7 separate regions of the Homo sapiens genome follow, and all the other regions are linked to region 5. A link is an interaction called in ENCODE POLR2A ChIA-PET data of the cell type or tissue named here. Cell type or tissue: HepG2. All regions are shown on one strand.

Region 1 (4,000 bases), 69 kb after region 5:
CAGGACTGTCCTGAGAGTTAGTTCCTCGTCTGAACAAAATGGGTGATGAAGTCTATGAGCTGAAGATGCGTGAGGCTTAAAAGATGACATGTGTAAGGTATCTGAACAGTGGAGATCTCGTCTTTTTCTTTAGATAGTAGAAGTGAACATTGCCCAAAACTCATTGTGCTTGGAAAATGTGTGTGCTGCAGGTCTAGTGGATATATTGCTGAGAAAGCTTGATGTAGCTCAAGAAATCCCTGATGGAACATCAGTGATGTGGAGCAACACTTAATTTAAAGCACAAGCTTTGGAGGAATATGTACGGGATTTGACTCCTGGATCCACCATCTTCCTGTGATGATCTTGAGCAAGTTGTGTAACCTCACTGACTCAATTTCCTTATGCAACAAGTGAAGATAATGGCAGTACTCATTTCATAGGGTTATGGTGTTGAGAGGATTAAATGAGATCATGAATGTGAAGCACTTAGCACCATGCCTGCGGTCCATAGTCAAGTGTACTTAATAACTATTAGTTGTTGTTGCCATTATCTCTGTTGTTTCACTCATGGGTACGTCCCTGGGGGGGACTTCAAAGCAGATAGTGGCCTCTTTCCAGGGGTTTCCTCTCCTGCCAGAGTAGCTCAGTTAACAACTTCTCTAATGAGCTCAAGTCTTCAGCAGCAGGACCCTTTGTTTTCCTAGTAACTCTCTGTCAACATGGTTTCTGTCCTGCGTCAACATTATACCAATTGCATATTTACCAGCCTGCATGGTGCCCAAGTCTATCAATTGCTACAATGGAGTAAATGATATTCATTGTTAAAACAGGGTAAATGCCTGTTTCCTTTACACAATGGAAGAAGCTGTTGTAGGCTGTTAAGCAAATAATTATAAATAACACACTATAAAATGCTTTACATATGCCTTATCATACTGAACTGCAACACTCTGAAGTAGCTGTTATGGCTGAGTAAATTATACGTGTCTTTGAACACTACCCAAAATACATATTTACACGTACTTAAAGTCCTATGCTAAATAGTCTCTATAGCAACCAGAAAAACACAAAAGCCTTATTAAGCATGCTTCGTAGTATTTTTAGGAGTTTAATCATTAGGAGAAAGCTCATAGGCCATATAGACACCAGGGAACATAAAGAAAGAAAGTCTTTACAGGAACAAAAGAATGAGGCTGGCTTTGAACCTGGTGGGAGAGAATTTTATTTTTTTAAACTAATAATCACCAAGGGCCTTCTCTTTAGACGGCAATGCTATGTTTGGGGCACATCAGACACAGTTTTGGAATTACAATCTGGTTTCTTAACAGAGAAGAGAGATTCTTCAATTAACACGTTCCAGCAAAAGATCACTTTCAAATTTTCCTCTTTAGTGTAAGAAAAGATTTCGTTGTCATTCAGAAATGAAGTAATATGTGATGTCTGTGTTGAACCTGAGTCATACCACTCTTTGAAGGGAAATTCTAGTGGTTTCATTGGGGTGGAGCCATATCTCATCCTTTGATTATTGTATTTTTCCAGATAGTCTATGGTATGCTGCAGTAATAATGTAACCTAGAAATTCCAGTGACTCAACACTGCAAAAATTTCTGTCTTGTTTATATAACATGTCGATGCCAGTTGGCAAAGTTTCTGCTCCATACAGTTCCTCGGGGACCCTGGAGAATCCCATCCTCTTGTGATGCCACTGCTTCAACACTTGCTTGCCAGGGCTCTGAAGCAGAGAAGAGAGAACTGAATGGGTGGCTTCATGGCCCAGAAGCAGCACAGCTCGTTTCCATTCACATCCCATCGACCAAAACTCATGGCATATGTCCCAGTCGATCTTCACAAAGGACAGGAAAGATAGGGGAGCATGTAGATTATTCAGTGAGCACTAAACATCTTTGGGACAAATATTACTTATACATCAGAACTGTGCCAGATGCTTTAAGTTACTTGAAAAAATATATATATATATGTGTGTGTGTGTGTATATATATATATGTGTGTGTATATATATGTGTGTGTGTATATATATATGTGTGTGTGTGTATATATATGTGTGTGTGTGTATATATATGTGTGTGTGTGTGTATATATATGTGTGTGTATATATATGTGTGTATATATATGTGTGTGTGTGTGTATATATATGTGTGTGTATATATATGTGTGTATATATATGTGTGTGTGTGTATATATATATGTGTGTGTATATATATGTGTGTATATATATATGTGTGTGTGTATATATATGTGTGTGTGTATATATATGTGTGTGTATATATATGTGTGTATATATATATGTGTGTGTGTATATATATATGTGTGTGTGTGTATATATATGTGTGTGTGTATATATATGTGTGTATATATATATGTGTGTGTGTGTATATATATGTGTGTATATATATATGTGTGTGTGTGTGTATATATATGTGTGTGTGTATATATATGTGTGTATATATATATGTGTGTGTGTGTATATATATGTGTGTGTGTATATATATGTGTGTATATATATATGTGTGTGTGTGTATATATATGTGTGTGTGTGTGTATATATATGTGTGTGTGTATATATATGTGTGTGTATATATATATGTGTGTGTGTATATATATGTGTGTGTATATATATGTGTGTATATATATATGTGTGTGTGTGTGTGTATATATATATTTGTTGTTGTTGTTGTTGTTGTTGTTGTTGTTGTTGCCAGGCTGGAGTGCGGTGGCACAATCTTGGCTCACTGCAACTTCCGCCTCCTTGGTTCAGGCTATTCTCCTGCCTCAGCCTCTCGAGTAGCTGGGACTACAGGCACGTGCCACCACAACTAGCTAATTTTTTGTATTTTTAGGAGAGACGGACTTTCACCATGTTAGCCAGGATGGTCTCAATCTCTTGACCTTGTGATCCGCATGCCTTGGCCTCCCAAAGTACTGCGATTACAAGCGTGAGCCCCTGTGCCTGGCCACTTGATTTTATATTTAAAACAACTTTTTAACACGAACTCTGTCCATTCACTGATGGAGAAATAGGCTTGAGAATCGTAAGTGACTTATTTAATGTCACCCAAGAAGAGTAGGAAGGGTAAATTTGAAATTGAGGTCGGGAAAAGGTGAACATAAGTTACTCTGTGACTTAGCAGTTTCACTCTTAGGTACTTTTTCAGAAACACATAACGTGTTCACCTAAAGGCATGTTCATGGAATGCTCATAGAAGACCTCTTTGTAATAGCCCTAATGTGAAAACAATTCAATATCTATCAACAATTGAATAGATAAAATGATTGTGGTATGTTAACCCAATGGAATACTATACATTACTGAGAATGAATGAATTATAGCTGTATACAAACATGGATGAATCTCACAAATATTTGAGTAAAGGAAAGCAGCCACAAAATAGTTCATGTTGTATGATTGTACAACAAAGCAAGCAAAATTAATGCAGGGTGATAGAAGTCAGGATAATTGTTACATTGAGGCTTGGTAGTGACCAAGGTTACATGAACAGAGCTCCTGTGTTTATTGTAATGTTCATTTATCTGGGTGCAATTGGCGCAAAAGTAACTGCATTTTTGCCATTGAAAGTAATGGCAATTACAAAAACTGCAATTAATTTTGCACCAACGTAATAGTTATATGGCTGTGTTCAGTTTGTGAAGACTCATCTAGCTGCACACTTATAATTTGGGATATTACTTTATATATGTTAGACTTCAGTAAAAAGTCTACTTGAAAAAATGAACTTGCAAAAGCATGAATTATAGACTCAGATCAAACTGATTCCAGGGCCCTCTTTTTGACCACATGGCATTCATCTCTTTCCCAGACAGATTAAAGCAAAATTCCTCCCTAGCCTTAACCAGTCCAATTTGTTCCCACTTCATTAACACAATCCATCTATTAAGATTTTTTTTTTTTTAGAATCACAGTTTAGGTAGAAATTGTCAGCAAAATTTGAGGAAAGTGTCAAAGTCAACTACAATTCACACTAATACTGATTTTGGTGAG
Region 2 (4,000 bases), 240 kb after region 5:
TGTCTGGCACAGAATAAGCCGCCACTGGCAAGAGTTCCTTCTCATGTATATGAAGGTCGTGCGCTTTGGAGAAAATGTGGAGAAAGGACATTTGGACTGGATCATGAAGTGATCCAGCTTATGGGCAGTGTTTGGGGTTTGGGTAAGAATAGTCTTTGTGGAAGGAATAACACAAGCAAAAGGAGAAAAATAGCCATGGGATGGGGGCATGGGAAGGGAGGGGTCTGAGAAAATGTGGAGGAAGGACATTTGGACTGGATCTTGAAGTGATCCAGCTTATGGGCGGTGTTTGGTGTTTGGGTAAGAATAGTCTTTGTGGAAGGAATAAGACAAACAAAAGGAGAAAAATAGCCACGGGATGGGGGCATGGGAAGGGAGGGGTCTCTAGCGAGGAGACTGTCTCTTGTCTATCCTGAGAGCCTCTTCTCCCCTTCTACCCACCATGAATCCTGGGCTACAAATAGGAGAACATCTCACTATTCTTAGGAGACCAGACCTTTGAGGTACATCATGCCTGGGCTTCCTCCCTCCACGCTTTGGAGCACTTTCTCTGACTCACTGGCAAGATCACCTCTTCTTTATGCACCATGCACAGAACAACCCTCTGTTTTCAGCCTTATCTTGCTGTATAATTATAATTATATATGTGTGTGATAGAGGGTCTTGTCTCCTTGTTGAACTGATTTTTTCCATGTTTATGAGGGAGCCATGTCCATCTCTATGTTCTCCATGCTTGACTCATGGTGGGGATTCCGTGGTTGTTGTCTGAAAGTATAAATAGACAATGAATGGATAAAGAAAGAGTTAAGTGAATACAGTATTTTCCCACTAAAGACTAGTCCAAAGCATAGTGTGAAAGCAGTATAATATAGAGCCATGTTCCTCAACAGGTGGGGCGTGGATCAGTAGCATCTTCCTCACCTGGGAGATTGCTAGAAATGCAGACTCCCAGGTCTCATCCCAGACCTGCTGAATCAGAATCTGCATTTTAACAGGATCCCGGGGTGATTCATGTACACTTTACAGTTTGAAAAGACTGGTCTAGTGGTTAAGAGAGAAAGCTCTGGAGACCGAGTTTCAATTCCAGATCTGTGTCTTACCCAGCTATGTGGACTGGACTTATTCCCTCAGGGCCTTAGTTTTCGCATCTTTCATATGGGCAAAATGATAGGAGCTCCTTCATTGTCTTGTTGTGATGATTAAATGTGTTAACATGTGTAAAATACCTTGCACGATGCTTGCCAAATGCAAGCATTCAGTGTTCAAAAAATAGTAGCAGTTGTTATTATTATTCATATCCTTCTGACTGCCCGTGAGACCGTGGAGAAAGAAAGGAAACCTCGCTGAAGATCTAAATAGACACTGCTCTGTGTTTCCTCTCCAAACCCGGTAGCTGGGTGGTGGGGACCGGCTGGCCTCTGGGCTGCCTCTTCCTGCATCGGGCCCCCTCAGTGGGGCACTGCTGACGTGAGCAGCGTGGCCCTTCTCTCTGCTGTCATGCCGCAAGCCCAGAGCTTCCTGGAGCTGAGGACATCAGCTAGACAGAGAGAACCACCCTTTCCCCGGCGCTGAGTCATGCTATCTCTATTCAGACAGGGATCAGGGCAGGTGGGAAACTCTACAGCCTGGCGGAGATGCCCCGGGCGAGGGATTGGGTGACTCATACTGGGACATGAGTAACACTTATTACATAAGGGCAGATCGAGAGTATTCAAGTGCCACACAAGCCTGAATCTGTCCCCACAGACTGGGGAGGGGGTTGTCAGGAAGGAGACTTGCCCAAAGACAAGTCCTGGAATCTCCAAAACAAGTTGGCCCCACTTCTCACGAGTTGCTTCTTTCACATATATGCCCAAGGACAATATCATCATCATCATCATTGATGTGGTTATAATTTGAAACAGGCAGATAAATTGCTTTTCAGGACTAGAAAAAACCTGTGGGTAACTTACTTTAACTTTTAGAGGTGCAGATTAATTAGCACCCAAACTTTGGAGATATGAAAAAGCAATAACTCTCCTTTTTAAGAGCTATGTAAAAAAAGTGAAGTCAATTTAAAAAGCAATTCAGTAGAAGAAATACATTTATTTAACAAACAAGGATAAAAATTTTACACTGATGAAATTAACAGTATTCCTCCTTCAACATATGCATATTCCAGGATTGTGAAGGTAGAGAGAGATGTATACCCACTGATGATGAGTGTGGCAAAAATCAATGGAAGCTTTCTGTCGTGAAGTTGGGCTTAAAAGTCTTGTGACATTGGACCTTCTAGGTTTAAGCTAAAGACGCAATCTGAAATAAAAAAGATAGTTATGAAGAGAGAAACGTTTTCTAAATTATTACTTATAATAAGGGAATACAGAAAGCACTTTTCAAATCCAACTATACAATTTGGTTTCGTCTATAAGTGGTAAATGTACTGGGCATTCAGCTATTGGAAAATCTTTTGAAGTCCTCAGTACTATAGAAGATCCTAGTGCTAAAATGCTGGGTTAAATGGTAAAGCAGAAAACAAAATTTTTAAAGCCTTAGGGTCAAAGCTACATTAACAACAACAAAAGGTCTCTCTACTCTGGAAAAAAATCCAACTGTAAAAGACTAGAATGAAACATAAAAATATTACCAGTAGTTATGGAAGTTCAGTGAACATTTTCCATCTTGATTAAATTTTCAAAACTTTCTGTACTTAACATGTCTTTATGACATAAATGTATATACAAAAGTATTATAAATAATAAATATCATATACACTTATTTAGAATATATATGAATATATAGTATAAAAGTGATATATAATATATAACATATGATTTGAAACAATGAATACTAGCAATATAGTATAATATAATATATAGGAAACTGTCAGATTAAAGTTGAAGGAGACTCTGTGGCCAGTGTTTTATATTCATATACCAAATTCTTCTTATGTGCAAAGGGTGACCAGCATACAAAGGTTAGCTAATTCATAACTTTAGTCCAGTGTACTTTAGAAGAAAAATTAGATGGGTGTGGATTATGTGCTATATTAATCCCTATGGATTAGATATTTCTGTGTAGAGAACTCTGATTAATTTCCTTATTGCTGATCTAGCCAGGCAACAGCTTTTACTTGTGGTAGTTACAGGCCTTTCGACCTCACAGTAGATAAATCAGATGGCAATAGAATTGGTACACACTCCCTTCCATCCTCTCCCCACCCTTTCAATAAATGTCAATTTTCTGGGTTTTTCCGGGCCATGGAATGTACGTGTCATAACCGAAGAACAAATCCATTTGCATTCTCAACCCAAACACCATTTTGGAACTCCAAACCTCCCTGAATGCCAACAGGGCTGTGGCTCCATGCCCAAAAATATAAAGGGAGAGCCTCTCACTTCCCATGAAATCTTAAATCTGCTTTATGTCAAATGGTGGCTCCAACAGAAGAAAGTGGCCAGAACCAAATACTCACATTCTGATACATCAATCCGGTTAATCCCCTGGTCCTGCTAAGCTACAAGGACTTCCAAAAACACAGTCCAGCTATCGTGAGGCATGATGTTTTTTCCAAGCCCTGATCTACCAGGCATGCAATTGCCATATTCATTGTCCAAGGCCCCATCTCTTCTCCTGTTGATCTCCAACCAGGGGTTGCGAACTAAAGCCAGTGGGCCAAATGCAGCCAGTTGCCGGCTTGCTTTTTCTTTTGGCCCTTTCTTAATGGCCCTTGATCTAAGAATGGCATTTATTTATTTATTATTAACCAGATGGTTTGAAATGATTATATAAATATGTACCTAATAGCCTTGAGGCTGCCTTTTGGCCTTGATTTTGCGCAGAATATTTACTATCTGGTTCTTAAAAGAAGCCTGTCCTGAAAGTTTTTGTTGTAACCATCCCAACCTAAGAAATTATTTCCTGGATGCAGCTCCTTACTGATACTCCTGTTCCATGCTGCCCCCTCCCCACATATTTTTTGTTTTTTAAAAGCATCCAGAAAACCCGTCAGAGCATGATT
Region 3 (4,000 bases), 140 kb before region 5:
TTTTACCTTTCTCTTTCTGGGATACCAATTATTTGTGTGGTAGAAACTCCATATTCTTTAAAGGGTCAGTGAAACTCTGATTTTTTTTTAGTTTTTTTTTCTCTGTGCATCATTTGGATGGTTTCCATTTCTATTTCTTCTGGCTCATTGATATTTTCTTTCATTTATTATGTTAAGCCCATCCCATGACTTTTTCATTTTGGGTAATTTACCATTTAGTTTTAATATATACACACACACACACACACACACACACACACACATATATGTGTATGTGTATATATATACATATATGTGGGTATATATATTATGTATGTGTATATATATTATTGTCTCTTACAGGTTTTTATTTTAATTTTACAGATTATTTATAAAAGCTCTCTTAAAGTCTTTGCTGATAGCATCAGCTCTGTCTCTCCTGAGTGTGGTTCTATATTCTGATTTTTCTCCTGATCATGAGTCACAATATGCTGCTTCTCCATATGATTAGTAATTTTTATTAGATTCTTGGCATTGTGATGATATGTGGTTGAGTGTTTAGATTTTGTTGCTTCTCTTTGAGACCTATCCTTTCAGGCCATGTAAAGATTTTTCTGACCTCACTCTACCCACATTCAAAATTGAACTGACCATTGTTTTAATTTTTCAGGGCTCTTAGAGCTGATGAAAATAAATAGGTGATCTTCCATCTACTTGTTTATTTAATGTCTGTATCCTCTATTAGTTTGGAAGCTCCAACTATGTGGAATATGTGGGATATTGTTCATCACTGTAGCACCGCTGCTCAGTACGGGACTTAGTACATAGTGAGCAGCCAGGAACCATTTGTTGTTTGAGTAAGGGAATAAAAAGATATACTCAGCTGTTCTTCAGTCTTATATTAAGATCTCGCTTGATCTTAGCAGACTTGGGGTCAAATGCCAGCTTGTTAGCTTGGGGATTTTTTAATAGTGATTTTACTTCCCAGGATATGTCAAATAAGAATATGTTTCAATACTCATTGTGGATCTTGTTGCTGTTGCTCTGAGTTTAGAAATGAGAACACGTGTAATAGAAGGCTAGTTATTGATAGGGATATGCTCTGGGTTTAGTAGAAAGTGGTGAAATTTTTATTCTTTAAGTGCCCCATATTGTTATCTCAAAAAAATTAATCATGATATGGTGTGCTCTAAAGTGCCCCAAGTTTGGAATCAGCATATGTCTCGATTTATGTTCTGGCTCAGTCACAGAGATCCACATCTTTGCAAGTTACATGACCTCTTTGAGCCTGTTGTTCCCTTATTTGTAAAATGGGGCTAACATTATGTCTTACTTCATGGAGTTGCAATGAAAATGGGTTAGTAGAATCTGTAGAGAACTTAAAAGCTCTCTAAGTGCATAGTAGGTGCTCATTTAGTGGCAATTACTACTATAGTAGCTAATCTCAAGTGTATCTATCCGTATAGAGAGCCATGTGGTGATTCAATATTAGTGATGGTGATATTAAAATGGTTTAGAATGCAGAAATGACACATAGATTTCTTATTGTGTTCTGATTCTTATTGAGTGATAGTAGCTGCCTGTAGATTTGTGTTGAGAGGAACACTGAGGCTGCTTGCAGGCTCAGAGAAAAGCGTGTTGCGATGGATTAGCAATGACTGCTCTGTTTATAGTGATCGTCCACACTGCATACCCTGGTGATCTCTGAGTCTTCTTAGTGAAACTGTTCTGGCTGTGCAATGTGGAATAAAAGATGAGGCAGCCAGAAACTTAATGGAAAAATAACAGGAAGGGGGGTTTGGGCAGGTCTCCTTTAGGAGATGGTGTGGCCCAGTCCATGCTTACTCTGTCTCACCCATGAAGGCTCACCAGGGTGGCTAAACTCCACAAGTGGGGAGAGGGTCACATCCAATCAGTGTGTTTAATGATCCCCTCTCTTTGCCCTCTGTTTGCCTCTAATGTGGACTCTGAATTTGTTTGCTCAAAGTTTCAAGGCTCATTAGGCAGGCCAACTGTGGCTTTCCCTAAAGAGCAATTGGTTGCTTTTTGGACAATGGTCAGGGAAACTTTCCCTTTGATTTCTTTGATACTCTTCACCCTGGCTCCAAGCATCACTCTTCACTGATTCTTAACTAATTGGAGGATTTTCTGTCTCTCAGAGTTGGTTGACCTTTAAGCTAGCCTTATTGATGACCTACAATTATTAACCAACATACTAACAAAATAGCGATAGGGAAAGTGAACAAATAACTTGAGTCCATCTATGGAAAGGACCCAAAAATGGAATGATTTCCATAGGCTTTTCCCAATCAGAAAAAGTGAAAGAATGCATCCAGAAATGCTTGGAAAATTAAGGATTATCATGGAAACGCTTACTATTTTGTTGTTTTTCTTATAGGGATATAAAAAAAAACCCTTTTCCTCTGGATATTTTTAACCATGACAACCTTCTTAACTTTCAGGTCTTGGCTTAAACATTACCTCTTCAGAGATGCCTTTCCCAACCACCCTATCAAAAGTAGCCCTCTCTACCTGCCCATTCTCTCTCATTCTACCTGTGTTTTACTCCTATAACAGCTATCAATTGCTGAAATAATTATTTATAGATGTGTGTAGTGTTTCATTGCCTATTTGTTTTGTTTCCTCCACTTTAAGATTCATGAAGGGGGCTATGCCTGTCTGATTCACCATTCTATCCCCAATATCTAACGTATGAATGGCACATAAGAGGTTGTCAATAAACATTTGTTGGATAAGGGAATAAAAAGATATACTCAGCTGTTCTTCAGTCTTACATTAAGACCTCACTTGATCTTAGCAGAGCTGGGGTCAAATGCCAGCTTGTTAGCTTGGGGATTTTTTTATAGTGACTTTACGTCCCAGTATGTGTCAAATATGAATATGTTTCAATACTCATTGTGGATGAGAGTTGCTGTTGCTCTGAGTTTAGAAATGAAAACATGCCTATATCAAATGACTATTTGATCTAAAATGTAATATAGCAACAGCATTAGTGTGACACTGAAATAACTGCAATTATGAGTTTGTGTCCTGATTTCATCTCTCACTAGTTCTGTGATATTAGGAAAATTACCTAACCAACAATGAATAAAAAGAGGAAAACAGAAGAGGAAGAGATGAATGTAAATCATTGTGTACCGTGACTGTAACAAGACAAGTCCTTTATAAATATTAGCTATTATTATAATGATTGGATATTAATTCATTTCCTTACTCACTCATTTAACATAATTTACTGAGTGTCTCCCAGATACTGCCAGGGAGATTTTCTTTGGGAGGAAACTGAACAGGCCACAAATGGTGTAGATTCTCTTCTGTTTTTTGTGGACTGTTTTTAGTCCACTCTTCTCACTCCTTTTCTGGATGCAATACCAGCAACTTTAGACTTTCCTCCCAATGCATACTGGTCTCTTAATTCCTTCTTCTCCAAATAAGAGCTACTGGATTCAAAAGAAAAATGGACGACAATAGAAGATAAATCGCAGTCACTACTGAGAAAATATGACCTTGTTAGCCACGAGACTATAGTCTGAAAGTTCAGGTGTGGATGTGAGTGAAGGAGAGCCCCATGACTGAGAAGATGCTAAGCTAAGATTGAGATCCAGGTCAGAGACTCATTGAATGAGTGCTTATTGTTTGCCAGGTACTGTGTGCTTCAACTCTGTTACTTTTTTATTAATACTTCAAAGTTTCCAGCCATCCTCGGATAACGTCTACAGCCTTCTTCTGTAATTAAGTAGATGCCACTCTTCTCTGCATCAAGTCCTGCTTTCCTGCTTGTCTGTCTCATATCCCCCCATATCCCAGATGTAGACAACTTGTGCCTTCTTTGAATTCCCTCAGCATCTTATTTCTACCTCTCTTGTGGTAATTGGTAATTTATGGGACTTAAACTCTGAACTCCCTGTTGAAATTAGAGAGATGGAGAGAGAGGTGCTGGCAGCTGTGTCAAATCCAGAACGAGGGAAGCACAAGAATAAGGTTTCTATAATTGCAGCAA
Region 4 (4,000 bases), 120 kb after region 5:
TTTAGATTCTCTCATGGTCTCCTAACCTTAAACACTTTTGTGTTTTCCCTTCTTGGTTAAAGCTCTATCAGGAGCAAGATCCTAATTTTTTGTTTTCATTTTTATATGTTCTCTCCAAGATTCACCCAATGCCTTATAATGTAATAGTAAAGGTATTACATAATGATTACGATGTAGATTAAATAAAATAAATGCATTTGTAGAGACATAGCAAGGACAAAATACTACAAGAATGATGAGGAGAAAGATAATTTCAGAGTTGACACTTGAAGAATGGTTTGAATTTTGTTGAGTGGAATGAGGCTATTTTGGCAGGAGAAATGGCTTGAGCAAATTTGGAGAAGATTCTGTTAAGTATGTGCAAAGAAAAAGGGACAATCAAATTTGACTGGAGTGTTGGACATATGAAATATCACAAGGAGATCTGAGCTAAAAGGGTAGGTGGAAGAGGCACAGGGAAACTGAGGCACAGAGCAGCTGTGTCACTTGCTCAAGGCATGCCATGGTTGGTCTGGAATTTGAAGCATGGCTCAGGCAACTCCCACAACCCACAACCTGAAGCTGCTACACCCTACTGTTTCCTTTAGTCTTGAAATATAGGGGGTTATTGAAACGTTCCTAAGCAGAAGCATGACAGCCTCAGACTGACTTTGCAGCATAATCTTCAGGGCAACTGTGAGGAGGAAAGACTACAGAGACCTAGAGATCAAGAGACTGGTTTCTGCTGAGGCCTTTCCTTCTTACACAGTGTGAGTAACATACATGTTTACCACAGACAAAACCAGTGCTGAGGTCAGTATGCAAAGTACACAAACACATCATGCCTTTTAGTTCCCTAGATGGAGGTGGGCCACAGATTTGCATCTTAGTGGTTTGGCAGCTTACACAAAGAAGGGCATAAAGAAAAACAGAATTGTCACTCAAGGGATGTCCAGCCCTCACTGTTACAGATACCAGAAAGCAAATCCCTGCTGAGGTTCTGAAAGTGAGGGCCCCTTGCAAAATGCTGAAAGTTGCTCTCCAGGTTGAAAACAGCAGAGTCCGTAGTACAGCTTCCTGAATGGCCATTAACAAAGGAGGTCTTGCCCATGTGGAGGCTCGATTTTAATGCTTAAGTATCTGCTTTCACGTTCTGGACACTCAAACTTAATATTTGTAAAGCATTTTCCTTTATATATTACTATACATAAACATATAATAATTTTTATAAATTTTTTATAAAACCATACTTTTGCTTCCCAAAAGGAACGGTTGCCTTTATAAAGTTGGCTAAATGATCAGTTTCTACTATATTCCATTTTATTTCCAGTGTTGGAAATCTAAGGCTGGGCTTTTCAATATGTATATTGTAATTTCTTGCTGTCGTATCTTAAGCATGTATAATGAAATGTCAATAGCTGCTGTGGCCTATTAATAGGAATCTTCCTAATGATATATCAAACAGGATAGTAGCAGCTCAGCCTTGCTCCCTTGATGGTTTTAAGTGGCTTTATGCATTCTTTGTACCTTGTTTGTATAGAATCTTAGGTCCTCATGTTTAAAGCTGCCTAAAGTTCATCTAGCCACGATCCTTTTTTCTTCCTTTTCCACCACTTCCCAGTCATAAGATGTTGCAAATTCAGCTTAAACAATGTCACCACCATCCTTGTTGTAGGACAGTGATATCAGGGAGAAAAAGGGGGATGCAAAACCAATAATTGGACAGTAATTAAGCACCTGCTCTGTGTCGGGCACTTTACACTTTACCTGTTTGAATGAGACAACACACTAAATGATATGTAGTAGTCTCCCAGATTAACAAGGAGTGTGAAGTTTATAGAAGCCAAACAGCATGTATTAATGTTTACACAGTTAATAAGTGTCAAAGAAAAAACTCCATTTCAATTCTGACTTCAGTGCCTAGGTTCTGTCCATGGAAATAAATATACATTCCCAAGGATAAACCTGAAAACATAGGTGCAGCAGGTTTCAACTCCAGGTAAAGTGATGTAGGCACATTCCATCCTGTCTCTTCTATTGAATGAAGCTATTGAAGCTCAATATAATGCTTACAGAAGCTGTTTGAAGGCTCTGAAGGTAAACAGTAGCATAGTAGATTGGGAAACAGACCAAAATTCAAAGTACCATTGATCCTGTGGTGAGTTTACTATCTTCTTTCTTCCTCTGTCCTACAGCCTGGACTCAAGGCAGCTCAAAACACAAAAGTGGGCATCCATGAATGCAGAAAGAACTCACAACCATCTAGCTCTGCCTTAAGCAAAGGAAAGGGGACTTCCAATGCTCAAAAACAGTGGGGGAAATCCCTCACTTTGGAAAATTTTTGCTCTCTTGAGCCCCAGCGCCCAGCTGATCATTACATGCTGGTGAGAGTGCAGCATCAGTGATGGCGATGGGAATGCACAAGCTACTAAAACTCTGGTGGAGATGAACCTTCCTTTCTCATTGGTTCTGAGGATATGGCAAGTCCTCGTTGCTTTTTCCCTCCCCTGTCTTCCTGCCAGTTGTTTGTGGATGTAGGTACAGTTGTAGGAATCCTGCAGCAGAGCAACGAAATTAAAGCCCCAGCTGTGTGGTGGGGAACCAAAAAAACGAGCCTCGGAATGGCAGGAAGTACCAGGAAGGGAGGAACTTAAGAAAATACAGAAAACCCCTTATGTTATATATGAACTTCTGGGCTGACTGTTCCACTAAGCATGTCTGTTTCTAATCACAAAGAGCATACCAAAGACTTGAAGAATTGAACAAAGGGAGGGGTGGAGCCAAGATGGCCAAATATGAACAGCTTTAGTCTACAGCTCCCAGTGTGAGTGACGCAGAAGATGGGTGATTTCTGCATTTCCAACTGAGGTACTGGGTTCGTTTCACTGGGGAGTGTCAGACAGTGGGTGCAGGACAGTGGATGCAGCACAGTGAGTGTGAGCCGAAGCAGGGCGAGGCATTGCCTCACCTAGGAAGTGCAAGGGGTCAGGGAATTCCCTTTCCTAGTCAAAGAAAGGGGTGACAGATGGCACCTGGAAAATCAGGTCACTCCCACCCTAATACTGTGCTTTTCCAATGGTCTTAGCAAACAGCACACCAGGAGATTATATCCCGCACCTGGCTTGGAGGGTCCTATGCCCATGGAGCCTCGCTTTGCTAGCACAGCAGTCTGAGATCAAACTGCAAGGTGGCAGCAAGGCTGGGGGAGCGGCGCCCGCCATTACCGAGGCTTGAGTAGGTAAACAAAGTGGCCGGGAAGCTCGAACTGGGTGGAGCCCACAGCAGCTCAAGGAGGCCTGCATGCCTCTGTAGACTCCACCTCTGGGGGCAGGGTATAGCCAAATGAAAGGCAGCAGAAACCTCTGCAGACTTAAATGTCCCTGTCTGACAGCTTTGAAGAGAGTAATGGTTCTCCCAGCACGCAGCTGGAGATCTGAGAATGGACAGACTGCCTCCTCAAGTGGGTCCCTGACCCCCAAGCATCCTAACTGGGAGCCACCCCCCAGTAGAGGCAGACTGACACCTCACATGGCTGGCTATTCCTCTGAGACAAAACTTCCAGAGGAACGATCAGGTAGCAACATTTGCTGTTCACCAATATCCGCTGTTCTGCAGCCTCCGCTGCTGATACCCAGGCAAACAGGGTCTGGAGTGGACCTCCAGCAAACTCCAACACACCTGCAGCTGAGGGTCCTGACTGTTAGAAGGAAAACTAACAAACAGAAAGGACATCCACACCAAAACCCCATCTGTACGTCACCATCATCAAAGACCAAAGGTAGATAAAACCACAAAGATGGGGAAAAAACAGAGCAGAAAAACTGGAAACTCTAAAAATCAGAGCGCCTTTCCTCCTCCAAAGGCATGCAGCTCCTCACCAGCAACGGAACAAAGCTGGACGGAGAATGACTGACGAGCTGAGAGAAGAAGTCTTCAGAAGATCAAACCACTCCGAGCTAAAGGAGGAAGTTTGAACCAATGGCAAAGAAGTTAAAAACCTTGAAAAAAAATTAGACAAATG
Region 5 (4,000 bases):
GTTCCCTCGCATCTTGGAGAAGACAGTATGAAGAGATGATTTTTGTGATGAGGAACCGCTTGTGAGGAAAGCGATGTGACAGAAAGTGTCATAGCCTTGGGCTAAGAGAAAATCAGCAATTAGCCAGAGAGAGACGTGCCCCACCCCCCAGCCCCCCACACACAAAATTGAAGATGGAAAAAAAATTTCCTTAATTTTTATATATATGCAAGGAAAGGGGAAGCTGTGGGGAGTGACGTCCCTTGCCCTGGGTACAAATAAGACTACAATCCATTGACACGTCCTGGCAGACTGAATTGAGAGCACTGGGAAAGTCCTGAGGTTACATTTTTCTTTTTGAAGAATGCTGCCAAATTGCTAATTTGGACTCACGTTCTTTTTCTGCAACATAGCTTTCTCTGACCTCGAAGGAGCTTGAGTGTAGGCAGCTGAGTGTCTTAATGTCTGAGAATTGCCAGCTCTGCTTCTCCTCCTGTAAGCTCTTGGGTGGGTTAGTCCATAGGGTTAAATGGCTCACTGCAATTCAGCAAAGTGGGTTTTACATGCAATTAATGTTTGTTAATTTTGTTAAATGTCAAAGTATACATTTTTTTTGGGGAAAAAAAAAGTTCCTGCAATACAACCTTCACCCCCAGCCCCTTTAAATATCGAAGAGCAAGATGTTATTCTCAAACAAATGCAGAGGCCATCATATTCAGAGTCTGCCTGAAACTGAATGGAAGATACCTTAGTTTGATGTCCCTCTTGGGAGAAGAGACAATAATATGTCAGCACATCTGAGTTTAGAGTCAAAATTAAGGGGACAGTGAAATTGCCTTTACTACCTGGCCCCTGAAGAAGAAAGAAGAACTTTGACTCAACTATTGTACCCCTTGTTTGAGTCTGCATCTTTTTTTTCTAATATTTTGATAGTTCTCCTTTATGCATCATGTGTACTCTGGGATTTTTGCTTTTTTATTTTTTTCTGATCTTGGTTGTGTCCATATCTATATATTCTGGTTCTGTTTTTTAGGTGCTAAAGGTTCAGAGATTATTACTGTATCCTCTTTATAATGACCTTTTTTATTACATAAAGTTTATGTATTTAACGTAAAATATACACTTAATGTAACATATACATAGTAAATATACACCGTGGTAAAAATATAAAGAAGCTAAAGCACTTGATTCTTCAGTCTTGACATATATCTGCTACTAAACTGAAAAATGATTGTCTTTTCCAAATTCATAGGGTAAAAGTAGATTTAGGAATCTCCATCTTAGAATTTCATCAATAGTCTTACTTTTCTCCTTAAGAGTTGAATCTCTGCTACAGCTCTGGGCTGGTTAAACTGTGTTTTATCCATGCACCTGGTAGAGCTTAGGTGTGGATGTCCTAGGCATTTTTAATTCCATGTCTTGTCCTCTTTTAAGAAAATAATTTTCTTCGTACAACTGCTCTCTCTTGCATTTCTGTGATACAGTGCTGTGATCAAGTTCTGTCTGCCTCACTCACTGCCTGCTCTCCCTGCTGGATGGAGGAGGTTAGCTGAATTTTTTCTAAGCCACAGCCATTTATTCCCTCTTCCTTCTGTTGCATCAGTTGCCTTGTACACATCACCCCTTTCTTTTAACCTAAGAAAGGAAAGACCTCCAGGACCAAGATGTTGTATCTATGGAGACCTGTTTTAGTTTGCTCCTTAGGTGAGAGAGACACAGTTCATCCTGACGGCTCTTCCATACCATGAAGGATTCTGAAAAGCCAGCTGATCATAAAATAAACCTCTTATCTTTTCTTGACATGTTCTCTGTTCAGTTCATTATTAGAAATCTATGACAACGGCTTCTTGGTGATTGTGAGCAGGGCCAGCTACATGGGTATGTGGCTTGACCAGTTGCACAGGGCCCCATGCTTAGGAGGGTCCCACACTGAGTTTAATGTTCTGTTATCACTGTCTTAAAACTCCTTAATAATCTTTGACCAAGAAGTCTCATGTTTTTTATTTTGTTTTGCCCTGGGTCCCACAAATAATGGAGCTGGTCCTGATTTTTGGGATAGGATTCTGACCAATCCTCTTTGCACATCATCAACCTAGCAAATGTACTTGGCTAATACATGGGAGTTTCCATCCTCCTCATTTTGAGAGGGTCAAAGACACATATGTTCCTCCCTGGCCCTTGGGAGGACATGTTAATATTCCCCAGGGTTCAAAGGGAAGAGTTGAGTTCAACAATGATTTAACTTAACGTGCCAAAGAGCTTACAGTTGCAATGGGTGGTGAGCTCATTCACTGATAACAATGTTTTTATGAATGGAAAGGAGCAAGGTCCAAGGTACTTTTCAGTTCCGTGAAAATCAGTAATGGCTTGTTTGGGAAGCTCTCTGAATTTTATGGCCTTGAGGTCCTTGAGAGTGACATCATTTGAGGTTGCTATGAAGTTTTATGTCTCACTTTTACTTATGCAACTGTTTGCAGTCCTTTGGTTGCTCCTTCTCTCAGTGTCATGCAAAACTTTGCAGAAATGACCTGTGAATTTGATCCAAAGAATGTATCATTGCTACTCAAGGGACATGCTATGTACAGAAACAAGACTATGGTAAGCCAACGGAAGAATATTTTTCTTTTGTTTTCCCTTTATCTATCTCTGTCCTGAACTTTAGTTGGATCTCCATTGCCTATAGGAAAGAAATATGCAGCAACCCCTTCCTCAGCTAGGCATTCAAAACAAAATTTGTTTTTCTATGGAAGTCGCTAACTTCAGGGACCAGGGAGAACACTTTGCCAGAACTGAAGAATATAAGTTATACATTCTCTGGGAAATGTGGTCAACTTGGAAATATGGCCAGTTGGACTTACATTTAAGCATGAGCAGAGAGGTTAGTGGAGAGAAAGAATAAGCTAGCTTTTCATCTTAGAGGCATAATCCACAGTCTCTCTCTCTATGTCTTTGATTTTGTTTTGTGTGTGATGAGATTTTAATTGGGCTGATGAAGGAAAGAGGGTAAATGATCTCCCTCCAGCAGAATGCACCACTGTAGTATTTCTATTTAGTGGGTTTCACTCTGGGCAGGATTGTGTGTGTTTGTTTACACTTTTTGCTTTTGTTCAGTTCTTGAATTGGTGGAAGAGAAATTCCTTTTAAAACATGCTACACTGGTCTAGATGCACTGTCTGTCCTAGCAATGATTTTCCCTTTCCAAGGATGGTATTGTGGAAAGAACCTTGGGGATGAAGTTGGGAAGTCAGGATTCAAGTCCCAACTCTGCAAGTAGCTGCCAACCTTTCTGCATCTCATTTTCACCATCCTCAAGAAGAGCTGGGGTGAAGTTTACGAATCCCGTAGTGGCTGTGATGACTATAGGATAGTCTGTGAAAACTCCCTAACCTAGTGTCTAGCACACAAGAGCTGTTCAAATTGTGCTGAGTTGAACCAGAGCAGAGGTATAACTCTGTGTTGGTGTTCTGGTTGTTATTAAATGTCCTTTTAGTAGGAAACTAAATTTGATCAGATTAATCTCCATTTGCCTAGTCATCCTCCCTGTGAATTTTGTAAAAGAGATATAGGTGAAAATAATTGTGAGAAAGAAACCACAAACTAACGTAATTAGTATTTGCACCTAAACCTCAATGCAAGGAAATGTGGTGAGATGGAACATGCAGAAATCCATTTTACTAATGTGGTTAGGCTAAAACATGTTCTAGAACAATATAACACACTCACCAATCCTAGAAGAACGTCAACAGAGAGCAAGAAAAAAATCTGCTTGCCCCAGCCTGCAGCGGAGTAGCACTTTTAAGACTAGTTGACAAATAGACAGGGCAAGATACCACCAGCCAGCCTTCAGTATGGGACTTAGCCTTGCCATATGTGAAGGACAGAAGACAGAGAGAGAGAGGGAGAGGCAGAGTTAGAAGAGGAGGAAAGGCCGGGCATGGGGGCTCATGCCTACAATCTCAACACTTATGGAGGTAGAGGTGGCAGGATCGCTTGAGTCCAGGAGATTGAGAGCAGCCTGGGC
Region 6 (4,000 bases), 370 kb after region 5:
AAACAGACCTCAGAGCTCAGGGTGTTTAAAAACCAAGGATCATTCCAAGACCAGGATACACTAAGCATGAACTATGCCCATGAAGTCTACAGTACTCATCCACAGATTAGAAGGTAACTAGAAAGCTTACTACCTTCCCTGCAGCCCCAACTTGGCCTTTGCTCAGGACTTGGAAACCCTGTAGAAGGAAGCAGGAAGAGCTGGAAAGTAGCAGGCAGTGGACTGAGTATGCCTCCTAAGGGTAGCCCAAGGACAAGGGAGAAGAGAAAGAGGAGGGAAAGGTGTTTCCTTTGTCAACAAGAAGGAATTTTCCATCTCTTCAGTATGGGCCACAACAGGACTTAAGTTCCCAAAGTAGGCTGGGATGGGGGCTCACACCTATAATCCCAGCAGTTTGGGGGGCCGAGGAGGGAGTATCACTTGAGCCTGAGAGTTTAAGACCAGCCTGGACAAAATACTAAGATCTTGTGTCTACAAATTTTTTTTTTTTTTTTACTTAGCAGGGTGTGGTTGTTCACACGTGTACTCGCAGCTATTTGGGAGTCTGAGCAGAGAGGATCAGGTAAGCCCAGGAATTCCAGGCTGCAGTGAGCTAGGATTGCACCACTGCACTCCAGCCTGGGCAACAGAGTGAGGCTCTCATTTCTTAAGAACCAAAAATGTCCCAGAGTTGGATTTAGAATCATTTGTTCTTTGAGGGGTGGGGGATGAGTCATTTTCCTGCTTTATATTCTTTAACCTTCACCCACTGCCTTTAGAAGGTGAAACTTGCTTGCTGAGCTCCGTGGTATCCGCAGTATCCATTTCCTTCTACGCAATTGTCATCCAGTTGTTCTAAACTGTTAACGGGTCCCTCTAAACTCTTCATGCCTTTCAGACTTTGGTGCCTTTATAAAAACTCTGCCAGTGAGGCTGTTCTCCTTTTCCTACCCAGATAATTCTTATTCACCCTTCAAGCCTCAATGCAGCTGACTTCTCCTGCTGGGCTAGAGGAGCATCCTCTGTGTTGTCATGGTGGAGCTGGAGGGTGCTGGGTTTGCTGGGTGCGTATCAGGTCACAGGATTCACATATGTTAATTGTCTCCAGCATTTTGCGTACACTAACCCATGTATTCTTTATCACTACTCTGTAGTAATATTATAAACCCATTTTATAGATTAGGAAACTGAGTCTAGAGAGCTGAAGGAACTTGCCCAAGGTTGCAAAGCCGGTAAAAGGCAGAGCTAGGATTTGGCCCTTAGCAGCCCAGCTGTGGTGTGAAGAGTATGAACTCTGTAGACAGCCAGAAGGGGATTGCAATTCCACCAGATTCTCACCAGCTGTATGACCTTAGGCTACTCAACTTCTCTACTTTAGGTGCCACATTTTAAAAATGGGATTATAAAGAGTATCTATTAATGCATGAAGAGGTCATAGTGGTGATGATGGTTAAAAATGTAATGTATCCTAAGCACCTGACATGGAGGAGTCCCTCAGCTAAGACCTCACAACAATAATGTTATTACTATTAACAGTAATTAGTATTCTCCCTTCACAGCCCTAATGACACTAGACCTATTCATCTGCTGCCTCCCCACACAGTACAGGAACCATGTTGTTTTAACCTCTTACACAGTGGCTAATACAGAGCGTAGCAGATATTTGGAATTCTGTAACTGTTTAAGAATAAATGGTTGTTGCTAATCTAACATACTTAGCACACCAGGCATGTCTTGAGCGTTCCATTTATATTAATAATAATATTATTATTATCATTCACTCGGATGGTTTAATGTAGATACATCTCTGATGGGAAAAAGTGGGACTTTCCACTTTTGTCATATTTGATAAAGGGCAGTCACACCTTCTAGTTGATTCAGAAGAAATACTGTGAAGTTTGCCACTGTATCCACTAAAGAGCAACAGCATGGCTCATCCTTGTGTCACACAATTAATTAAGCTGTCTTATTTTGTTGTTGAAGATGGTGGTAGAGGCTGTGAAAATGTCAAATGGGGTAAAAGCCAAAACGGTCCAATCATTTACCCTGCAATGAGAATCACTAACCACAGGGCCAGGGTCAATATTAGAGCAAGTTACATATCAATTGGGAGTCATCAGGGCCAGGGTCAATATTAGGGCAAGTTACATATCAATTGGGAGTTATTAGTGTCTATCCTTCCTAGTGCTGGGAGAGCAGATTGGTCCTCAGCCCACTCATACGAGTGGGGAGCCAGTGGCATGGACTCTGACCGTGAAAAACAAGACGCTAGAAGGATTTATGCTCCCAGAGCTTAAAGGTCAAACCACGATGTGGTTACAGTGTCTGTGCTTTCCAGATATGCTGTCCACAGGGATGAACAAAGTCCAGCTTGCAGGAAGGCCTGCGTTCAAATAACAACCGCGGCTTCAGGCACTCTTCCTGGTCTTCCAGCAGGGCTCTGGGAAATGGCAGAGCAAAGCACTGAGGGGCCCAGCAGGGCTGGTGGAATCAAGGGGAAGGTTGTCACTCCCAGCACTAACTCCAATAGCTACTCTTTGCAGAACACACACTGTGTGCTGGACACTGTATGGAGGGCTTTTATAAGTGACATCACTTAACCCTCACAGATGCCCCCAGAAGGGGTATGGGTGGGTTATTTCTATAATTATGCAAATAAAGAAGCTGGAAAGTTAGAGTGAACAAGCTGAGCAACGTGTGGGCTGCAGAGCTTTCCACCCTCATGCTGCCTGCCTCTGAGCTCAACTGTTGGATGGATATAGGCAGCTGCTTACTTCAAACTCATCCTCTCCTTTCTCTGCTCAGACTGATTTTGTCCAGAACAGCAATGTGCTCACTGCCCTGGGAAATGCTCACTCTCCCAGAACCCTTTGCAGCTAGGGTCACAATGGCACAGGATTGTCGGTGAAGTTTAAGGGAAACCCTGTTGGGAGAGGGTGTGTGCTGTTAGGGACACACTCACTTTCCTCAAAGAAGTGGGACAGGTTCAGCCCATCTGTTCCTTCTCCTTTGCCTGCCTGGGATGCAGTCGTTAAGCATGGAGTGGCAGAAACCCTTTGTTCAGAGGCAGGCTCTGTTGCCCAGGCTGGAGTACAGTGGTACAATCCTAGCTCACTGCAGCCTTGAACTCCTAGGCTCAAGTGATCCTCCCACCTGAGCTTTCCCAGTAGCTGGGACTACAGGGGCTTGTTACCATACTGGGACAATTTTTTAATTTTTTAATTTTTTGTAGAGACAGGGTCTCTTTATGTTGCCCAGGCTGGTCCTGAACTCCTGGCCTCAAGTGATCCTCCCACCCTCGCTGGAATTACAGGTGTGAGCCACCACACCCAGCCGCAGAAGCCTTCTCGCGCCTGTTACGGAAAGGCAAGAAAACTTTAGAGACTTCAGAGACCTCAGAACTGAGATCCTGGGGTGGTTGAAGGGAGGCATGCCACCAGGCCTTAAGGTTTTTATTGCTACAGCAAAACCAGCCACCAGCTAAGCAGGCAGCCCATTCGCGTCCCAAGCTGTGTCCTGCTCTTTAAGTGGGCTCAGGGTGTATCTTGCAAGCTACATCCCAAGGCGTTCTAGTCAATGTCTTTGGGGAGGAGGAAAAAATAAGAAATAAAGCAAATATAAAATGTAGAAAGGTGTAAACTCTAAACAAGTGGAACTTGGCCTCAGAAACAAATAAGCTCTTCAAGGCTTGTTTTACTTCCCGATTATTCTCTCTGTAGCTGGGTAAACTGGTTTTCCTCGCAATGGCCAGCTTCACTGCTGGGCGGGTTTTAGCAGTCAGCTCCGACCCTCTAATTGCACTTATCATGTACTAATTAGCATTTAATAAGCAGCAACCATGTATCCGTTCCTGAAACAATAAAGCGACCTCATCCCCACTTCAAAGTTGAAGAAACTCAGATTAGGATGTTAGCAGCAACAAGAATAAAGGGCCACACATGCCTAATCAGAGTTAATGGCACAGTTAGAACCCAGGGGACCCCAATCTGGAATCTGGTTGCGGGCGAGGAGGCTTCATAAT
Region 7 (4,000 bases), 200 kb before region 5:
CCTGTCTTTTGGTGTCCTTGTTTTGGCTTATTTATTTTACTTCCTGCCCATCTTCTTGGTTCATAACACCATCTCTTCCTCTTCTTGCTATTTTAGTCTTGGGAGAGGGAACAGTTTTCCCCTGTTGCTGATCCCAAGGGGCACCCCATTCTGTGTTTGTTCCCGGATCCCTGCCCATGCCTTGTATGTCATCTTGTTATTAAGGCCTCTTGTTTGTCATTTGAGCATCTGGGTTGAATTTTCTTGCTGCAAGCATCCTGATAGACAAACCCCTCTTCCAAGCTATGGCGACTCCTCTAATTTTATTTCCTGATCAGCCCATGTTTTTCTGTTATCTTACTTGCACTTCCAACTAGGCTGAGTTCTCCATGTCGTTAGTGGGTGACCACGGGCAGGGCTCTGCGATTCCATTTGTCTTTGCTTTATAATCTGGTAAACCAAGGTCATAATTATATGGCCTCTCTACCTCACAGGGAAAAGTCCAGCTATCTAAAGAAATCACATGTGCCAGAAAACTGTAAGGCACTACACAAAGCAAAGCTCCTATTACTCTTCCCATTTCTGCACATTTACACCAGGTTATCACGTCTGCTTTTGGAATCCCTCCCCCGTGAATCTTTAGTGATGTAGGAAGGAGGCCGTTCTTCTTACATTTGGAAGACAGATTCCAAGGCAATGTCACCTTGAGGTAGGTTGGAAAAGAGGCTAAATCCTGGAAATAGTACACATGTGTCCTTGGCACAGTTCTTCCAAGGGCCAGAGTGTTGAAATCTCTTGGTTGTTCATTAATATAACAGGCATATTTACTGATGAGCTCGCATGACCTGGCCCACGGATATGTATCCTGGTGCGTTAATCCGCTCGGGCTGCCATGACAAAATACCATAGACTGGGTGGCTTAAACAACAAAAATTTATTTCTCACAGTTCTGGAAGTCCAAGATCAAGGTCCAGCATGGCTGGTTTTCAGAGAAGTCCCTCTTCTTGGCTGGCAGACAGTTGCTTTCTTGATATGTCTTTGCACGGTAGAAAGAGAAAGAGTTCTGGTCATTTCTTCTTTCTTTTTTTTTTTTTTTTTTTTTTGATGGAGTCTCGCTCTGTCGCCTAGGCTGGAGTGCAGTGGCGCGATCTTGGCTCACTGCAAGCTCCGCCTCCCGGGTTCACGCCATTCTCCTGCCTCAGCCTCCCGAGTAGCTGGGACTACAGATGCCCGCCACCACGCCTATTTATTTATTTTTTTTTTGTATTTTCAGTAGAGACAGGATTTCACTGTGTTAGGCAGGATGGTCTCAATCTCCTGACCTCATGATCCGCCCGCCTTGGCCTCCCAAAGTGCTGGGGTTACAGGAGTGAGCCACCTCACCCAGTAGGTCATTTCTTCTTATAAGGGTGCTAATCCCATCATGTGGGCACCACCACCATAACCTCATCCAAAAGAAGCAGTTCCAAAGGCCCCATCTCCAAATACCATCATACTGGGGATTAGGGCTTCAACACACAAACTTTGGGAGACACAGTTTAGCCAGGGCACCTGTGGGCTGGGTATCTCATCACCTGCGGAACTTGCTAAAGTGCCAATTCTCACACCCACCCAGGGATTCTGACTCGGTATGTTTAGGGTAGGGTGAGATATTTTTGTATTTCAGTATACATGCTGTGTGTATCCAGTGTAGCTGGTTTCTGGAGCATCATGTAAGAAACTGTAGAAGTAACTTCAGGGCATGAGACTCGAGTTAGACAGGCTTGTGTTTTAATTTTGGCTGTCATCCTAGCTACCTGGGTGACCTAGCCCAGGGTACTCTGCATTGTTTCCGAGGGACTTAGTTTGTTCATCTGAAAAATGGAGATAGTACTAGCACCTTACCTCCTCTGGGGTTGCTATGAGGGTTAATTTTAAGCAACTGTTTAATTATTCCTTAAGTATTAGTTCATTAATTATTAATTATTCATTAATGCATGCAGAGTGCCTCGCAAATCTTAAGTGCTTTTTATTTGCAGCCATTGTCACCAACATCCAGAACGTAATCCATGACCTCTATCTTGGTCCTCTTTTTGCACCCGAAAGGATCTGTGCTTGGGTCAAGGACCGGTCCCTCCTGATGCCAAGTGAGGGAATGCTTTGCTGTCCCCAGGAGCGCCTACATTTGGTGGTGACGACCCTTAACACACTGCCATTTCTCTCCCTTAGCCACAGATCAGACAAAATGGGACTGGGCCAGGTTTTGCCTACCATGCTGTCCATAAAGGCACGGTTGACTTCTGTTTTCCAAATTTCAAATTTCTTCTTGGTAAGTTAACTACGTGCCCTCGTGAGACAATGGGCGGGAAGTGTAGCTCATCTCTCCTGGAGCCACAAGATGGCGCTGTTTCCTTTGTCATGGCCCGGCGTGCACCCCCATCCCTGCGGTTTCAGGGCCCGGGTGCCCTGCTCTCACGGCCAGGTCTCCCCGACAGGCAGAGGGCTCTGTCAGATCACGGAGTCCCCATCTTTGGGATGAGGGTAGGACAGTACAGTTTCTCAGTGGTAACCTAATGCCCCTATAGAGCATAATCAGGGTTGACCAAAGGAAAGGCTTTCCTTACTTCTAAACAGCTAAGCTGTCCTTTGCCCACAGTTCGGTCTGTTTTTGGAGAACTGTGCCCTGTGGCGCACAGAAGTCAAACAACTGAGACTTGGGCTTTCGTTGACTTTCATTTCTCTCTTTCTTATGTAAATGTACCCATCAGTGGCTTTTTGATAGATGAACTCACAACAATTACCCTCCGTAACATGAATGCAAAACACCTTCCCCACGATATTTGAAGTGCAAAGAGAATGGCCTGAGAGCAGAAACAGGCTGTAGGCAACATCCTCTGGTTCCTTACAGAGACAGGATACCAGGATTCAACCCTAGCCACCTTCGAGGTAATTCTCCACAACTTACCTGATACTGACAGCTGCAGGTTGCACGCCTTTAGAACCGCTCACTTGTCAGGGCTGTTTGCGTCCACCTTTGCTCATGGTCTATGGACAGGGACTATTTGTTCAGAAACCCCAAGTTAGGTCTTTATCTCTTCTCTACTGCATTGACTGCCACGCATTTTTGTGCAGGTGTTTTCTGTAATTAACTGCAGAGGATAGCACAATAGTTAGCATAACGTTAGGCATGAGGCCGGGGATGGTGGCTCACGCCAGTAATGCCAGCGCTTTGGGAGGTTGAGGTAGGAGGATCATTTGAGCCCAGGAGTTCAAGATCAGCCTGGGCAACATGGTGAAACCCCATCTCTAGAAAAAATAGGAAAATTAGCCAGGTGTTGTGGTCTGTGGCTGTAGTCCCAGTTACTTGGGAGGCTGAGGTAGGAGGATCGCTTCAGCCCAGGAAGTCGAGGCTCCATTGAGCTGTGATTGTGCCACTGCATTCCAGCCTGTGTGATAGAGACTGCATCTCAAAACAAAAACAAAAAACCAAATACCCCCATTTGGCATCAGCTGGTATGGCTTTGAGGCCTGGCCTTCTCATTTCTTTCCTCTGTGTTCTGGTTAAGCGACTTAATTACTCTGACCCCAAGTTGCTCTGTCTATAAAATGGTAATAATAACTATGTACATGTTAGATTTTTGTGATACATAAATGAGATAATATAGGTGAGGCACTAGGAACGATGTCTGGCATACTTAGTAGAAAATTTTATTATGTGACTTAGCTTTGTCAAATGGTCCCTAGAAGAGGGCAACTCAAGGAAGGGATGGAGGAAGGAGAGACAAGAGGTCTAAGTGGCACCCTTGGAATGGATCTCAAGATCCATCAAGATATAGACACGATTTAGAGTAAAGCAATAATACTGAGCTTCTTGAGGGCATCTGGACTGGAACCATGAGGCTGGGGCAGCCAGCCACTCAATCTCATTTTAGATACTGCTGGTGAGCATACAAGTTGACCCTTTAATGAAAATGCTATCTGGGCATGTGTATGTATGAGTGTGTGTGTGCAAGTATTCATATGTGTGTTTTTCTTTCTCCTT

The links. ChIA-PET counts read pairs that join two places held together with the same protein. Peaks named below come from ENCODE experiments on the same cell type or tissue, not always from the same donor. Only the 100,000 strongest peaks of a DNase experiment are listed, where the experiment ranks them.
Region 1: POLR2A ChIA-PET joins it to region 5 with 9 read pairs; 3 of 35 experiments call an interaction of 5 or more read pairs at or near these places.
Region 2: POLR2A ChIA-PET joins it to region 5 with 8 read pairs; 1 of 35 experiments calls an interaction of 5 or more read pairs at or near these places.
Region 3: POLR2A ChIA-PET joins it to region 5 with 11 read pairs; 1 of 35 experiments calls an interaction of 5 or more read pairs at or near these places.
Region 4: POLR2A ChIA-PET joins it to region 5 with 6 read pairs; 3 of 35 experiments call an interaction of 5 or more read pairs at or near these places.
Region 6: POLR2A ChIA-PET joins it to region 5 with 5 read pairs; 1 of 35 experiments calls an interaction of 5 or more read pairs at or near these places.
Region 7: POLR2A ChIA-PET joins it to region 5 with 5 read pairs; 1 of 35 experiments calls an interaction of 5 or more read pairs at or near these places.

Annotation. Positions count from the first base shown.
Region 1 is chr16:80,195,503-80,199,502 of GRCh38, reverse strand. The region is part of intron 2 of DYNLRB2-AS1 (DYNLRB2 antisense RNA 1); the gene reads left to right. Among named protein-coding and RNA genes, the nearest start is that of DYNLRB2, 340 kb to the left of the region's middle. RefSeq lists an enhancer at 913-2,112. In HepG2, no CTCF peak of the experiment used is centred here; a DNase peak (open chromatin) is centred at 1,542.
Region 2 is chr16:80,024,870-80,028,869 of GRCh38, reverse strand. No RefSeq gene overlaps it. Among named protein-coding and RNA genes, the nearest start is that of LINC01228, 200 kb to the right of the region's middle. RefSeq lists enhancers at 1,316-1,375, 885-2,084. In HepG2, no CTCF peak of the experiment used is centred here; a DNase peak (open chromatin) is centred at 1,589.
Region 3 is chr16:80,405,621-80,409,620 of GRCh38, reverse strand. The region is part of intron 2 of DYNLRB2-AS1 (DYNLRB2 antisense RNA 1); the gene reads left to right. Among named protein-coding and RNA genes, the nearest start is that of DYNLRB2, 130 kb to the left of the region's middle. RefSeq lists a cis regulatory region at 2,175-2,188 and an enhancer at 2,109-2,253. In HepG2, no CTCF peak of the experiment used is centred here; a DNase peak (open chromatin) is centred at 2,000; H3K4me3 peaks cover 592 bases.
Region 4 is chr16:80,141,209-80,145,208 of GRCh38, reverse strand. The region is part of intron 2 of LOC105371357 (a long non-coding RNA gene); the gene reads right to left. Among named protein-coding and RNA genes, the nearest start is that of LINC01228, 320 kb to the right of the region's middle. In HepG2, no CTCF peak of the experiment used is centred here; a DNase peak (open chromatin) is centred at 2,058.
Region 5 is chr16:80,264,198-80,268,197 of GRCh38, reverse strand. The region is part of intron 2 of DYNLRB2-AS1 (DYNLRB2 antisense RNA 1); the gene reads left to right. Among named protein-coding and RNA genes, the nearest start is that of DYNLRB2, 270 kb to the left of the region's middle. RefSeq lists an enhancer at 2,212-2,506. In HepG2, no CTCF peak of the experiment used is centred here; a DNase peak (open chromatin) is centred at 2,327; H3K4me3 peaks cover 838 bases.
Region 6 is chr16:79,896,079-79,900,078 of GRCh38, reverse strand. No RefSeq gene overlaps it. Among named protein-coding and RNA genes, the nearest start is that of LINC01228, 71 kb to the right of the region's middle. RefSeq lists a cis regulatory region at 2,269-2,282 and an enhancer at 2,203-2,347. In HepG2, no CTCF peak of the experiment used is centred here; a DNase peak (open chromatin) is centred at 2,328.
Region 7 is chr16:80,464,948-80,468,947 of GRCh38, reverse strand. The region is part of intron 2 of DYNLRB2-AS1 (DYNLRB2 antisense RNA 1); the gene reads left to right. Among named protein-coding and RNA genes, the nearest start is that of DYNLRB2, 74 kb to the left of the region's middle. RefSeq lists enhancers at 1,919-2,500, 2,501-3,083. In HepG2, a CTCF peak has its summit at 2,380 (motif pointing right); a DNase peak (open chromatin) is centred at 2,357.